Regions from separate parts of the Homo sapiens genome. Here regions 2 and 3 are each linked to region 1. A link is a contact called in ENCODE Hi-C or POLR2A ChIA-PET data. All regions are on one chromosome and are shown on one strand. Each heading gives the region's core, a stretch centred on a gene start or an enhancer-like site at or near the end of the contact. The rest is flanking DNA. Distances are from core to core; before and after follow the strand shown.

The links. A loop is a pair of places that touch in the nucleus more often than their neighbours do. ChIA-PET counts read pairs that join two places held with the same protein, here RNA polymerase II (POLR2A). Pooled maps may share reads with other maps.
Region 2: a pooled map shows a loop between it and region 1 (18-fold over the local background). The contact joins the promoter of RBM39 here to the promoter of ASXL1 in region 1. A Hi-C loop is called at or near these places in 7 of 50 pooled maps. POLR2A ChIA-PET finds 5 or more read pairs at or near these places in 2 of 52 experiments (HepG2 and activated B cell).
Region 3: a loop to region 1 is called in a pooled map, with 13 times the contacts of the local background. The contact joins the promoter of DLGAP4-AS1 here to the promoter of ASXL1 in region 1. A Hi-C loop is called at or near these places in 1 of 37 single-sample maps with no recorded cell type and 4 of 50 pooled maps. POLR2A ChIA-PET finds 5 or more read pairs at or near these places in 1 of 52 experiments (MCF 10A).

The regions. Positions count from the first base shown.
Region 1 is chr20:32,355,692-32,359,870 of GRCh38, forward strand. It overlaps ASXL1 (ASXL transcriptional regulator 1), which reads left to right and starts at 2,640. Exons shown (of 13, transcript NM_015338.6): 1 at 2,640-3,141. The coding sequence starts at 3,085. RefSeq lists silencers at 2,890-2,939, 3,180-3,339.
Region 2 is chr20:35,740,210-35,743,957 of GRCh38, forward strand. It overlaps RBM39 (RNA binding motif protein 39), which reads right to left and starts at 2,051. Exons shown (of 17, transcript NM_184234.3): 1 at 1,732-2,051; 2 at 615-678. The coding sequence starts at 665. RefSeq lists a silencer at 1,431-1,530 and enhancers at 1,791-1,940, 1,954-2,639, 2,001-2,220, 2,391-2,490.
Region 3 is chr20:36,570,905-36,574,762 of GRCh38, forward strand. DLGAP4-AS1 (DLGAP4 antisense RNA 1) reads right to left here and starts at 2,371. Exons shown (of 5, transcript NR_109939.1): 1 at 2,008-2,371; 2 at 537-639. It overlaps TGIF2 (TGFB induced factor homeobox 2), which reads left to right and starts at 2,693. Exons shown (of 3, transcript NM_021809.7): 1 at 2,693-2,841. TGIF2-RAB5IF (TGIF2-RAB5IF readthrough) reads left to right here and starts at 3,611. Exons shown (of 5, transcript NM_001199535.2): 1 at 3,611-3,731. RefSeq lists enhancers at 639-1,191, 1,810-1,869 and silencers at 2,370-2,689, 2,720-2,809, 2,880-3,049.

The sequences.
Region 1 (4,179 bases), core at 1,390-3,889:
AGTCAGGCAGTGTTCGCTGAAAGAAATAAAGGTGTTTCCATAATGCCTGTATTAGCTTTCTTTTGGGGCTGTAAGAAGTTACCACAGATTTAGTGTCATAAAACAATATTCATTTCTGTTTCACGCTTCTTGTGGGCCCGACGTCTGGATTCCATGGCTCAGCTGATTCTCTGCTTCCAGTCTCACGAGGCTGAAATCAAGGTGTCTATATTCCTTTCTAGAGAGTTGGGGAGGGGGTATAATCTGTTCCCAAGTTCATTCAGCTTGTCAGAATTCAGCTCTGTGAGGTTGTAGGACTGAAGTCCCCATTTCCTTGCTGGCTCTTGGCAGGACTTCCTCTGAGCTTTTGGAGGCTGCCTGGATTCCCTGGCTTGTGGCCACTTTCAAAGCCAGTAACAGTGGGTTGAATTCCTCTCATACTTTGAATTTAATTCCTCTGCCTCATCTCTCCAAAACATCTCTTTTGCCTCCCTTTTGTGCTTTTAAGGGTTCATGTGATTACACTGGGCTCACCCATATAATACGGAATCATCTAATTTTAAGGGCTTTATTTCCATTGGCAAAATATCTTTTGCCAAAGAATGCTGGCTGGTAATCCCAGCACTTTGGGAGGCCGAGATGGGTGGATCACCTGAGGTCAGGAGTTCAAGACCAGCCTGGCCAACATGGAGAAACCCAGTCACTACTAAAGATACAAAAATTAGCTGGGCATGGTAGCGCATGCCTGTAATCTCAGCTACTTGGGAGGCTGAGGCAGGAGGATCGCATGAACCCAGGAGGCGGAGGTTGCAGTTAGCCAAGATCACGCCACTGCACTCCAGCCTGGGTAACACAGCGAGACTCTGTCTCAAAAAATAAATAAATAAATAAATAAAAAAGCAACATATTCACAGGTTCCAGGGACTAGGACTTGGACAGTTTTGGGCAAGCGGGGAAGACATTATTCTGTCTACCACAGTACCTGTATTAAACATGTAAATTTCAGTTATTCCCTGTAGGTCAGAGGGCAGTAAAGCTACTTCAGAAGACATCGGAAAGAAGCCAAATGACTTGCCAAAGAGTACTGTATCAGCCGTAGATTGAAAAAAAAGAAGTTAAAAATCCTTTGTAAAAAATCAAGGCAAACAGTTTTTTGAGGGACAGTAGTTCCTCCTTTCTCTCAGGGTAAAGCTAGAGAGATTTTTAAGAGGTGTCTTATTCTAACTTGCAGTCTTTTCCCTTTGTAGGATTTTGCTTACCGGACTCACAAGTTTTCTGTGACCAGTATTAGAAGCAGAAAACACTGAACCCCTTGGCGTTAGAGTTTGGGCTACACCATAATGGTCTCCTATCAATACTGGCTCTCGCTACGTGTTAACATTAGGGAGTGGAGAGTGTGTTTCCTCACCCAGGGAAACCGTTTAAATGTGGCCACTGATCCTGCCTTCATAGTTTTTAAGAGCTGGCATCAATCCAACTCCGGACGGACTCTAGAAATGTTTCTGGACAACGACTGAACCTATAGTTACAGAAAACCTATGTGCTGGGCGCTCTGAATTTCATTTCAGGTTCTAAAACTAAGGCTCAGAGAGGCTAAGTATATTGCCTATTGTTTCTCAGCTGGTAATAACAGCTACCATTTATTAAACATTTGCTCTATGCCAGGCGCCATATCATACGGACCTGATAATGTCAAGATCTCCCTTCACATCCTCTTCCAATCTGTCAAGAATTGTATGTTAATTTTAATTCCAATAATGCCATGAAATACAAGACAAATGCAGATCAGAAAACTGAGGCTCAGAGAGGTTGAGTGGACAGCCAGGGAGTGACTCAGCCAAGATTCCAGTCTAGGTCCGCTGGACTCCAGGGCCTGAATTCTCTCCAGGGTACTGCCTCTAAAAACGCCCTCAGGTGCATTCTGGTCAGTATGGCCCCAGAGTCCAAGTTCTTTACACGACCCGTCAACATATCACCAAGTTCCTAAGAACGCTCTAGGCTGCTGGTGCAGGCTCTGCAAATACACAGCGGCCTGAAAGCACAGGAAGAAATGAAGAACCGTCTAAGTCCATCAGCCGTGGAATAACCGTTTTACTGGTATGAGGGTCTTTTTGTCTCATTATTATGTGGCAGTGAGTCATTTAGAGGTGACCAAAAGGGAAAGTCCTGCCTCTCGTCCCCTACGAGAAGTGTAGGTAAGAACCGTTTAGGCGAGGAGAAGCACGAAGTGGGAACTGCGAGTCGAGCTCCCCATCCTCACTCCCCACCCGCACCCGCCAGGAGGTCCTGAAGCAAAAAGCACCGAAGGGGTTAAGGGTGGCCGGGGGAGCCCAGCCACCGCCCCTTCCCAGCATCGCCTCCCAGAATCCCGCAGGCCCCCAGCCAGTTCTCGCACCTCGCGAGACTCCACCCAGCCCCTTCCCCGAACAGCGACCCGTCCCCGTTCCTAGCTGAGGTCGGTGCTAGGCGGAGGACGCGAGAGGGAGAGCGGAAGGGGGCCGCCGGGCACGCCGGGAAGTGTGGTCCACGCGCTTCACGCGGCCATATTCTTCCGGAGCGGGGGAGGCCAGAGAGGCCGTTGGGACTACGACTCCCAGGCGCCCTTTCGGTTTGTTTTTGTTCAAAAAAAAAAAACCCCACACTCCCCCTCCTCACTCTTCACACACACTCACACACACCCACGGCAGACACGCACGCACCCGGGCGCCGAAGGGAAAGCCGCGTCTCGCCCTCCCGCCCCGCCGTCGGTCCTGTCTCAGTCCCTCAGCAGAGCGGGAAAGCGGAGGCCGGAGCCGTGACCTCTGACCCCGTGGTTATGCGGAGCCGCCGCATTCCTTAGCGATCGCGGGGCAGCCGCCGCTGCCGCCGTGGGCGACTGACGCAGCGCGGGCGCGTGGAGCCGCCGCCGCCCCTCCCCCACCGCCGCTCTCGCGCCAGCCGGTCCCCGCGTGCCCGCCCCTTCTCCCCGGCCGCACCCGAGACCTCGCGCGCCGCCGCTGCCACGCGCCCCCCCCACCGCCGCCGCCGCCCCAGCCCCGCGCCACCGCCCCAGCCCGCCCAGCCCGGAGGTCCCGCGTGGAGCTGCCGCCGCCGCCGGGGAGAAGGATGAAGGACAAACAGAAGAAGAAGAAGGAGCGCACGTGGGCCGAGGCCGCGCGCCTGGTGAGGCGGACAGCCGAGGGGGGCTCCGTGGGGCCCGGGGTGGGGGGGGCTCGCCGCGCACCCCCCCACTGGGGGGGGAGGGGCAAGGCCCTGCCCACCGCGGGAGGGGGCGGGGCCATCTTCCTTTAAGAACGGGACAGCCCCGCAAGGCGAGGGGTGGGGAGCGCTCCGCCGGGATGGGATGTGGCGCCTTTTTCCGCTCGCCCTCGCGCCCCCCCCGCCCCGCGCAGCTAAATTCCGGCGGAGGGGCGAGCTGGCAGGCCGGCTCCTCCCACTCTGGGCAGCGGGGTCCCGCGTCCCCTCCCCCACTATTTGGCAGCGTCTGGGGGTCTGGGGCAGCTTCGTTCATTCACCCGGGGGAGTTGGGTTTCCGGGAAGGGTCGGAAGCTCCTCCCTCGCTTCCTGGTGGGTAATGGGGTGGTGCCTTTGACTCCGGGGGTGGAAAAGCGACCCCACATTCAAGGACGCCAATGGCATGTTGAGCTTTCCCAATCTAAACCAGGTGCGTGGAGGGAAGCAAGTGCTTACTCCCAGCTTGAACCCTGAGCAGCGGTTCTCTAACTTTAGTGTCCTGTGGGCGACACCTGGGAGGCGGTTAGGAACGCTACTCCTAGGGCCCTTCGTAAGACCTGCTGAGCCTCAGGGTCTGGGATAGAGCCTGGGAATCTGCGCTTTCACCAGCTTCCCAGGTGATTCAAACGCAGTGGCTCACGGACCCCACTTTGAGAAACGCAGACTGGGCTGTTTGCCTTCAGAAGCTGGACTGGAAATTGGTATTTTGAGGAGAACTGAATCCACTTTGCAAAGAATGTATGTTGGACAAAGACAAAGTATCTCTGTTGGGAGACGTTGTTCACTGAGGATTTAGCAAGGGAGAGCGTAACTTGAGTGTTTGAAGCCGTCTCGTTCAACCGATGGGGGTTGTGAATTTTGTGTTCAGAGCGTCAGAGGACTTGCAGGTGAAATAGCTTCCTTTTGGATTACTCCCACAAAGCTCAGACACTTTGAGACATATTCGGGTAATTATCTGCTGATACC
Region 2 (3,748 bases), core at 801-3,300, 3.4 Mb after region 1:
TAATTTCTATTCAGGGATCCAAGAATTTTAGTAATTATTAACTGAGCAGCAGATTGCCACTGGACTGTTTTAAGATTTACTATCACCAGTCTTACATAGATACATAAATTTTAAAATCTCACCCATTTCTTCTTATAAGACTGTTAGAAGATTTAACTTGCCACAGACTGGTCATGCTTTGTTATTCTTGGACCCCTGCTTTTTCCCAAACCACTACATTCACCTTTTTGCTATACCAAACTGGAGGTGGTAATTCTTAGTTGAGTCATTTTACCTAGGGGACCACGGTACAGCGATAAGTCACTCAATTACTACCTTATGATTGACAGTTCACACTGGAATCAAAGGTGAATTCATGGGAGTAGAGGTGAGATATCGTTAGGCAAGTCTACAAAGAGAGATAGATGGGCATTTATTCATCACGCTGAAGTGAAACTACTGCACAATATTATTACATCAATAGCATATATTTACTTTTGTAAGTTACACGTAATGCATCTCTGATAAGATAAATCAAGAGGGCTCCGGGGAGGTTAGTTTACATTTCAGCAGTAGTTTCGTGAATAATGCTAAATTAAGAAATATATAAACCTCACCGACATGTTTTTTCTCACCTTCTTGTAAGGAGCCTCAAGCATTGCTTCAATATCAATATCGTCTGCCATTTTCTCTAAACGCCTAGGAAGAGAACAAGACAATTTCTTGAGTAAACATTTCTCTTACAATGTGAAACAAGTTTCACTCTTGTTGCCTATATCGTCTAACATTTTCTCTAAACGCCTAGGAAAAGAACAAGACGATTCCGTGAGTAAACATTTTTCTTTTTTTTTTTTTTTTTTTTTGAGACGGAGTTTCGCTCTAGTTGCCCAGGCTGAAGTGCAGTAGCGCGATCTCGGCTCACTGCAAGCTCCGCCTCCCAGGTTCCAGCGATCCTACCACCTCACCTCCCGAATAGCTGGGATCACAGGCGCCTGCCACCACGCCCGGCTAATTTTTGTATTTTTGGTAGAGACGGGGTTTCACCATGTTGATGAGGTTGGTCTCGAACTCCTAACCTCAAGTGATCCGCCTGCCTCTGCCTCCCAAACTGCTGGGATTACAGGCGTGAGCCACCGCGCCCGGCCTGGTAAACGTTTTTCAAATCGACTGAATTTTTCTTCTCAGCCGACACACTCGAAAACTTAAGAAAAACCTCCAAAAGCCCTACAATTAATGACTAAAGTGACATGCACTTTAACCAGGTTTGGCTTACGTAAGTAAATCCAAAACGCCTCTTACACGAAACACACGAAAATGAAGACTTCAATATCCAATATTTAAAACTCTGCTGTCAACTCCAAAAACAGAAACTGGGAGACCCGAACGAGAGCGCCTCTTTCCGGGCAAAAACCCGCGCTGCCATTTTAGGGGCAAAGAGAAACTCCCTCCATTGGGAGGGGTTATGAGCCAAGGCAGCGTTCAACTGGCGCCATGTTGGGAGGTCGCGGCCGGCCCAGGCCTCGAAGGAGACAGGTCACCATTCTACCGCGGCCTCTCGGGGGTCCCTACCGCCCCAAGAATCCAGACTATACCCGACTGGAAAATAAGGGCGCGGTCACTGAAACAGGGCCGATTTCTCGAAAACCACCCCCCACCCCGGTCGCTAAAGACCTCCAAAAGCGCCCCTCAGCCCAAAATGGAGCCAAACCTCGAGAAAGCTGAGATAATACGCGGGTCCGCAACGCCCCGTACCTGTTCCGGCCTTCGGGCGCCTGTGGTGCTCGTGTTCGGGAAGAGATTGCTGCTGCTGCTGCTGCTGCTGCCGCCGCCGCCGCTTCTGTTGCTACTGTTAAGCCCCTAGGCCCAGGCCGCGGAACCGCCCAGCCCGAATATCGGGTTCCAAGGACGGCTAGGCCCGAGAGAATCTAAAAAAAACAATGGAATTAGAGAAGCCCACGCGGGAGAGCAGGACGGCGGCTTCGGCAGCTCAGGATCCACCCCTGCGACAGCGTCGACAAGCTCCCTGAAATGGCGGCCGCTGCTTCCCTGTACTCACATTCACCAGCACACATACACACACACAAACACACGGGGCCTCACAGAGCCCTCAGCACGGGCTCTCGCGAGAAGCTGCCCCAAGCTCCAAATTTGAGCGGCCGAAGTATCGCGAGACCTAAGTATGGCTCCGGCGACCGTAGCCCAATCTCGCGCAATGATTGCGCCACAGATATTCCCATCCCCCATTCAGTGAGGCGCCTTTCACTCCCCCTCCGCGTAAGCACCCAAATCTCGCGAGACAGAGCGGGTCTCTAGGGCAAAGACAGTTGGTAGGCTGCCTGTCAATCTTTCAGAGAGCTCTTCGCTGAGTGGAGCTCAGCGGTCACCTCCCCCTCGTGGCGCCTCCTCACGGCCATCTGAAGATTCCTCCGGCACAGCCGATCGCCCCCGCTCCGGCCTCCCACACAGATGGCTGTCAAGGTCGCCATAAGGCAACCTAGTCCTTATGGCGATAGGATAAAACGGCCATATTCAGATTATCCGCTGAGGGTGGAGAGGAAGTGGAAAAGTGTATCAGAAGGCCAGAAGAAGAGATCTTTAGGGGTAGGGGGAGAGGGGGAGATAATAAAAATAGATTTCCCTGTCATTTGGAGCCAATGGCGCGGCCTCCACTGTCGAGCTTTGAAACAACCTTGGAAATAGTGGAGAAAAGCAAAAAAAAGGTGGAAAAAATAAACTCTTGCTTCCCTTGGCATGGGATCAGTTTTGTGCCCCGAATTTAATCAGCTCTTGTGTCAGGGTTGCTACCGTTCCTTCAAAAATGTTCCCCTTCCTGAATATTACTGGACGATTTGGTGAAAAAATAAGACACCCCCCCAACAAAAAAAAAAAGGCCCCCTTCCCCCTGGGACCTGGCTCCTCTCCCCTGAAGTCTTCTAGATGCCAGGTAATTAGAGTATGAATTAGCCATTTGTTCTTTGGTCAGTACTGTGTGAGGTTTCCTCCTAGATGCTGGGAAAAAAAACTGGAAAGAAGTCTTCAAAGCAAAAATCTTACCCTCTAATCTTAACAGTCTAATGATTGAGGGCAGAAAAGATTGGAAATGAGACGCCTTGATTAGTGTAACTAGCTGCTGCAACACTGTGTGACCTTGGACAAGCAAATTAACCTCTCAGAGGGGATCTTTCATTTCCTGATTTAAAAGAGGACGTACTTAGTAGCTAGTCTAAGCTACTTGAGACTGAGGAAGGCAGGTAATGCTCAGTACTGAATTTTTAGAGGTTAGCAGGGCATGTCTGCCCAAGTGGACCCTCAGTAAATTAATGAATGAAGGCTCAGAAGGGCTATAGTGAAGATTAAATGATATAATGTCTGTAAAACGCCTGGTAAATATTTGATCTTCAAAACAGCTAACTTCTGTTTCTGCTAAACAAAATTATTTAGAGCAAATATAGATGTTAAGTGGTTTTGCCTCTCAGGTTAACTTTACACACAGGTTAGGATTTATCTTAGAGGATTATTAATAACAGTTATTTTGTAGTTAGAATACTCCCTTAATCCTTTTTCTGAAAATTCAGATCCTCTTTTTATTTTATTTCTGAGACAGTCTCGCTCTGGAGGCTGGGCGCAGTGGCTCATGCATCTAATCCCAGCACTTTGGGAGGCCGACGCGGGTGGACCGCCTGAGGTCAGGAGTTCAAGACCTGACCAACATGGCGAAACCCTGTCTCTACTAAAAATAAAAAAAAAACTAGGTGGCAGGCGCCTGCAA
Region 3 (3,858 bases), core at 1,121-3,620, 4.2 Mb after region 1:
AACATGGGGAAAAAAGGTAGGAGGAGCTTCTTATCACAATATTTCTTTTTAATTTAGAAAGAGGAGGAGAAAGCTAGGCTCACACCTGTAATCTTAACACTTTGGGAGGTTGAGGCGGTGGATCACTTGAGGTCAGGAGTTCAAGATCAGCCTGGCCAACATGGCAAAACTCAAGTCTCTACTAAAAACACAAAAATTAGCTGGGCACGGTGGTGGGCGTGGGCGCCTTTAGTCCCAGCTACTCAGGAGGCTGAGGCAGGAGAATCGCTTGCAGCTGGGAGGTGGAGGTTGCAGTGAGCTGAGATCGCATCACTGCACTCCAGCCTGGGCGACAGAACGAGACTCTGTCTCAAAAAAAAAAAAAAAAAGAAAAAAGAAAGTAGGGGAGAGAAAAATGACAATAACTTATCACTTGGAAAAAGTTTTCCCACTAAAGTTCTCACCAACTATGTCCAAAGTCCCTCCTTGTTGGGACACTGTAAGCTGTCAATAAATATACCTTGGTCATGCCCCTACATTAGCGCGCACCAACTTACCCCATTTTAAGAGCCTGCGGTAGAGAGGTCTCAGAGTTGCTATAATGGGCCAGCTCCTGGTGAGGGGTATTTAGTTGTTTGCAATTTTCCCGAATGAACAGTTCTGCAAAGAACAATCTTCTATAAGCATTTATCTTTGTTGTACAGCTACTTCAAAAGACAGATTCCTAGAAGTGGAATTACTGTCTTAGAGAATCTACACATTTTAAATTCTGATACTTACTAGTTCAGAAACTTGACACGGTAATTCTCAAACTCTAATTGCACTTAGGCTTTATCTGTGAAGCTTGCTTACGTGCAAAATCTGACCGGCTACCAGCCTCCCTCCACCACTACCCCGTCCTCCAGGAGAGAGGAGGGGCTCCAGGTCTTTGTTATGCAGCTCTCAGGTGGAGGAGGAGGCAGCACTCCCCCGCTTCCATTTTCCCAACCACATCTAGCACCAGACTTGGGAAACACTCGTCTAAGGGGCTGCTGCAGGCACAATTTACGGTGCGGTCTCTTCCTCTAGCCCAGGCCCCCAGTGGCTTCCCCAGAAAGGGCAGAATGTGGCTCTTACGCATACAGGAGAAAAACGCCTAGTGCGGAGTTCAAGCTCAGCAGCCACTACCAGAGCCCCCTCTCCAGGCTCACCTGGTCGCACCCATTTCCCCCTGGGGCTCCCCTCTTCTGAAGGTCCCTGTCCCATACATTTCCTAGAGGCCAAGGCCCATTGGTTTTACATTTCTTACCTAAGGCAACCCAGACGTGGCTTTTTCTTTCACAGGGCCGTGGGGGGAGCACCACTTCCCCGGCCAAAAAAATTGTTTCTGACCCACACTCTGGGCCTTATTTTCCCTGTCTGTGAAATGGAGAGCAACAGGCAGTGCCACTGACATTTCACCCGCTGCCGTGAGGAGGTTTTTAACATTTGCAGGAAGTCTGGCTTCTATGGGGTGTCCAGGTGAAACCTTAACAATCTTTAATCAGCATTCTGATTGGCTTAAGGCTTGTTTGGAAAAAATTAAGAGTTTTGTTCCTAGAGTTCTCCATTGCTAAAGGGTAATTAAGTCCAAAAGCTGTTTTCAAAGCGATTTCCAAGCTCAAGGGCCCTAGATATCTGGACCTAGCCGTGTCCGGGTACAGGGCTGGGGGGCGTGGGGGGATGCCCTAAGAGGCTGGTTAACAGAAATATCACAGTATGTGGTACCCACAGCAGAGAGCAGGGAAGAATGTACTGACTGGGGTGGGGGAGGCCAAGGAAAACCTTCTGGAGTAGGGTGTAACTGGCAGAAGAGGAAAAAGAAACCAGACAGGAACTCCGGGAGCTCCTGGACTGATCGTTTAAGGCCGGGCACAAGGGGTAAGGGATCAGGCTTCACTATCGACCGACCTGGGCTGAATGATACCGGTTGACTGTGTGACAAAAGCAAATCAAGAACCTCTCTGCGGCTCATGAGTAAGCCAGAGACTTACATAGGACAACACATACCCTATCACCCGAGGATGAGACGGGATGACACACACGAAGTGCCCCGCACAGCGTCGTTGTAAAGCGTTGGCTGTTTTCACCTCTGGCCGCCCCCTGTGAGCCCGATCATGTGCTTTTTGGGCTTAGGTCGGAGGCGGCCTCCCAGATTCTACAGGCCATTGAGGTCGTAACAAGCGTCTCCATCAGAGCCTAGTCCTTAACTAGCTGCGGGTAAGTGCCCGGACTAAGTGGCCTCAGTTTCCCCTCGAAGCAACGGGACCAATCGCACCGCCGGCAGGACATCTTGTGCGGGGCGCGAAGTGACAAAAGTCAGGATTTGCAGAAGTTCCCACTCGGTAACGACCCCCACCCCGGCAAGGAGCACAGTAGGCGCTCCGGAAACGCCCTCCACGAGGAGGGCCGGGCCACTTCCTGCCCCCGAGCGGGCTCTCCCCGGCGGAGGCTCCCACCGCCGCTATGGGTAGGCCATGCAGCATTCCTGAGGGCGGGGTGGGCGCAGGAAGAAGGTGCCCGCGGCCCCGCCCCCTCCGGGCGCGCTGGGCGGGGCGAAGCCCCTCGGCGCCGACGGCCCGCCCCGCGGGGGGTGGGCGCAGCTCGTCGCGCTCCGCACAAAGTTTGTTTTCTCCCTCCGGGCGGGTGGGGGAGGGCGCAGAGGGCGCGGGGGGAGGAGAGGGGATCTGACGTCAGGCCGCGAGGTGCTTTCCAGCCGCGAGCTGTCAGGCCGAGTGTCAGGCCGGGCAGGTACGCGGCGCGCGCCCCCGGCGCCCCCCGCTCCCCGCCGGGACGCCCCGCGCCGAGCCGGAGGCCGCGTGGACCCGAAAGCCGCTGGGAAAAGTCAGTGCAGGGAGCAGCAGAGGGCCAGATGGGGGTGGGGGCGCGCGGACAACTTGGAAAGTTTCTTTTTCTCGGCCGGACGGGGAGGGGGCGTCGTCCTGGCGCGTGCGGTAGGGGGTGTGTGAGCTCGGGGGTGTTTGTGAGTCCCGACGGCCCCCGGGGGGTGTTTGTGAGTCCCGACGGCGCTGCGCTCCGGGGGCCGGTGGGGGACTGTTCCAGCCCCCGGGAGGAAGCCCGCTTGGGGCCCTGGTGGGGGGCCCAGCTTCATAGGATCCCACCCCAGGAGAGGGCCGATCCTGCACCGGACCTGAGTGAGCGCGCGGGGGGACGGATTTGTTTGGTTTCAAAAGTGCACGTTGCTAACCGCCAGCAGGGCCCCCCCGCCGCCGAGCCGGACAGGGGGCGGCCGAGAGTGACAGCTGGGGGTGGGGGCCGCGGGAAGGGCCCGGAGCGGGGGGGCCCTGGGGAGCCCGCGCGAGTTCCCCTTTCCTTTGGAACAAAGGAAAGTCTGTCTCCGAGGCATCTGTCACTCCCAGGCTGGCCAAGGAAGCGGGGCGCGTGGGGCCGGCGCCCCGGAGAAAGTTTGTTCGCGCCGGGACCCTCGGGCAGGCCGAAGGTGATCCAAGCCTCCCGCGGGAGAAGCGCGTAGTCTCCGGGGCAGGGGGCGGCCAACATGGAGTCTGGGCGCAGGGCTGGGGGGGGGGGGGCGGCGCGGAGGTGGGAGCCCAGCCCCCTCCCCTCCCTTCCCCTCCCCTCCCCCTCCGGGCCCAGTTCGGAGCACAAAGCCGAGCGCGCACGCTCCGCCGTCCCCGCGCCCCGAAGAGTCGGCCAGCCCCGAACTGCCGGAGTAGGGGTGGGAACCAAACTTTTTCCTGCCCCGGGACAGACACGTGAGTTTTCTTTCTTCCAGAGCCCCCGTCCCACCGGGATGGCGGGCCCGCGCGGGAGCTGGTGCGCGGAGTCGGCCCGGGGTGTGGGGACTGTGGGGTGCAAGCGCCCCGAGCGCCGGACGATTCC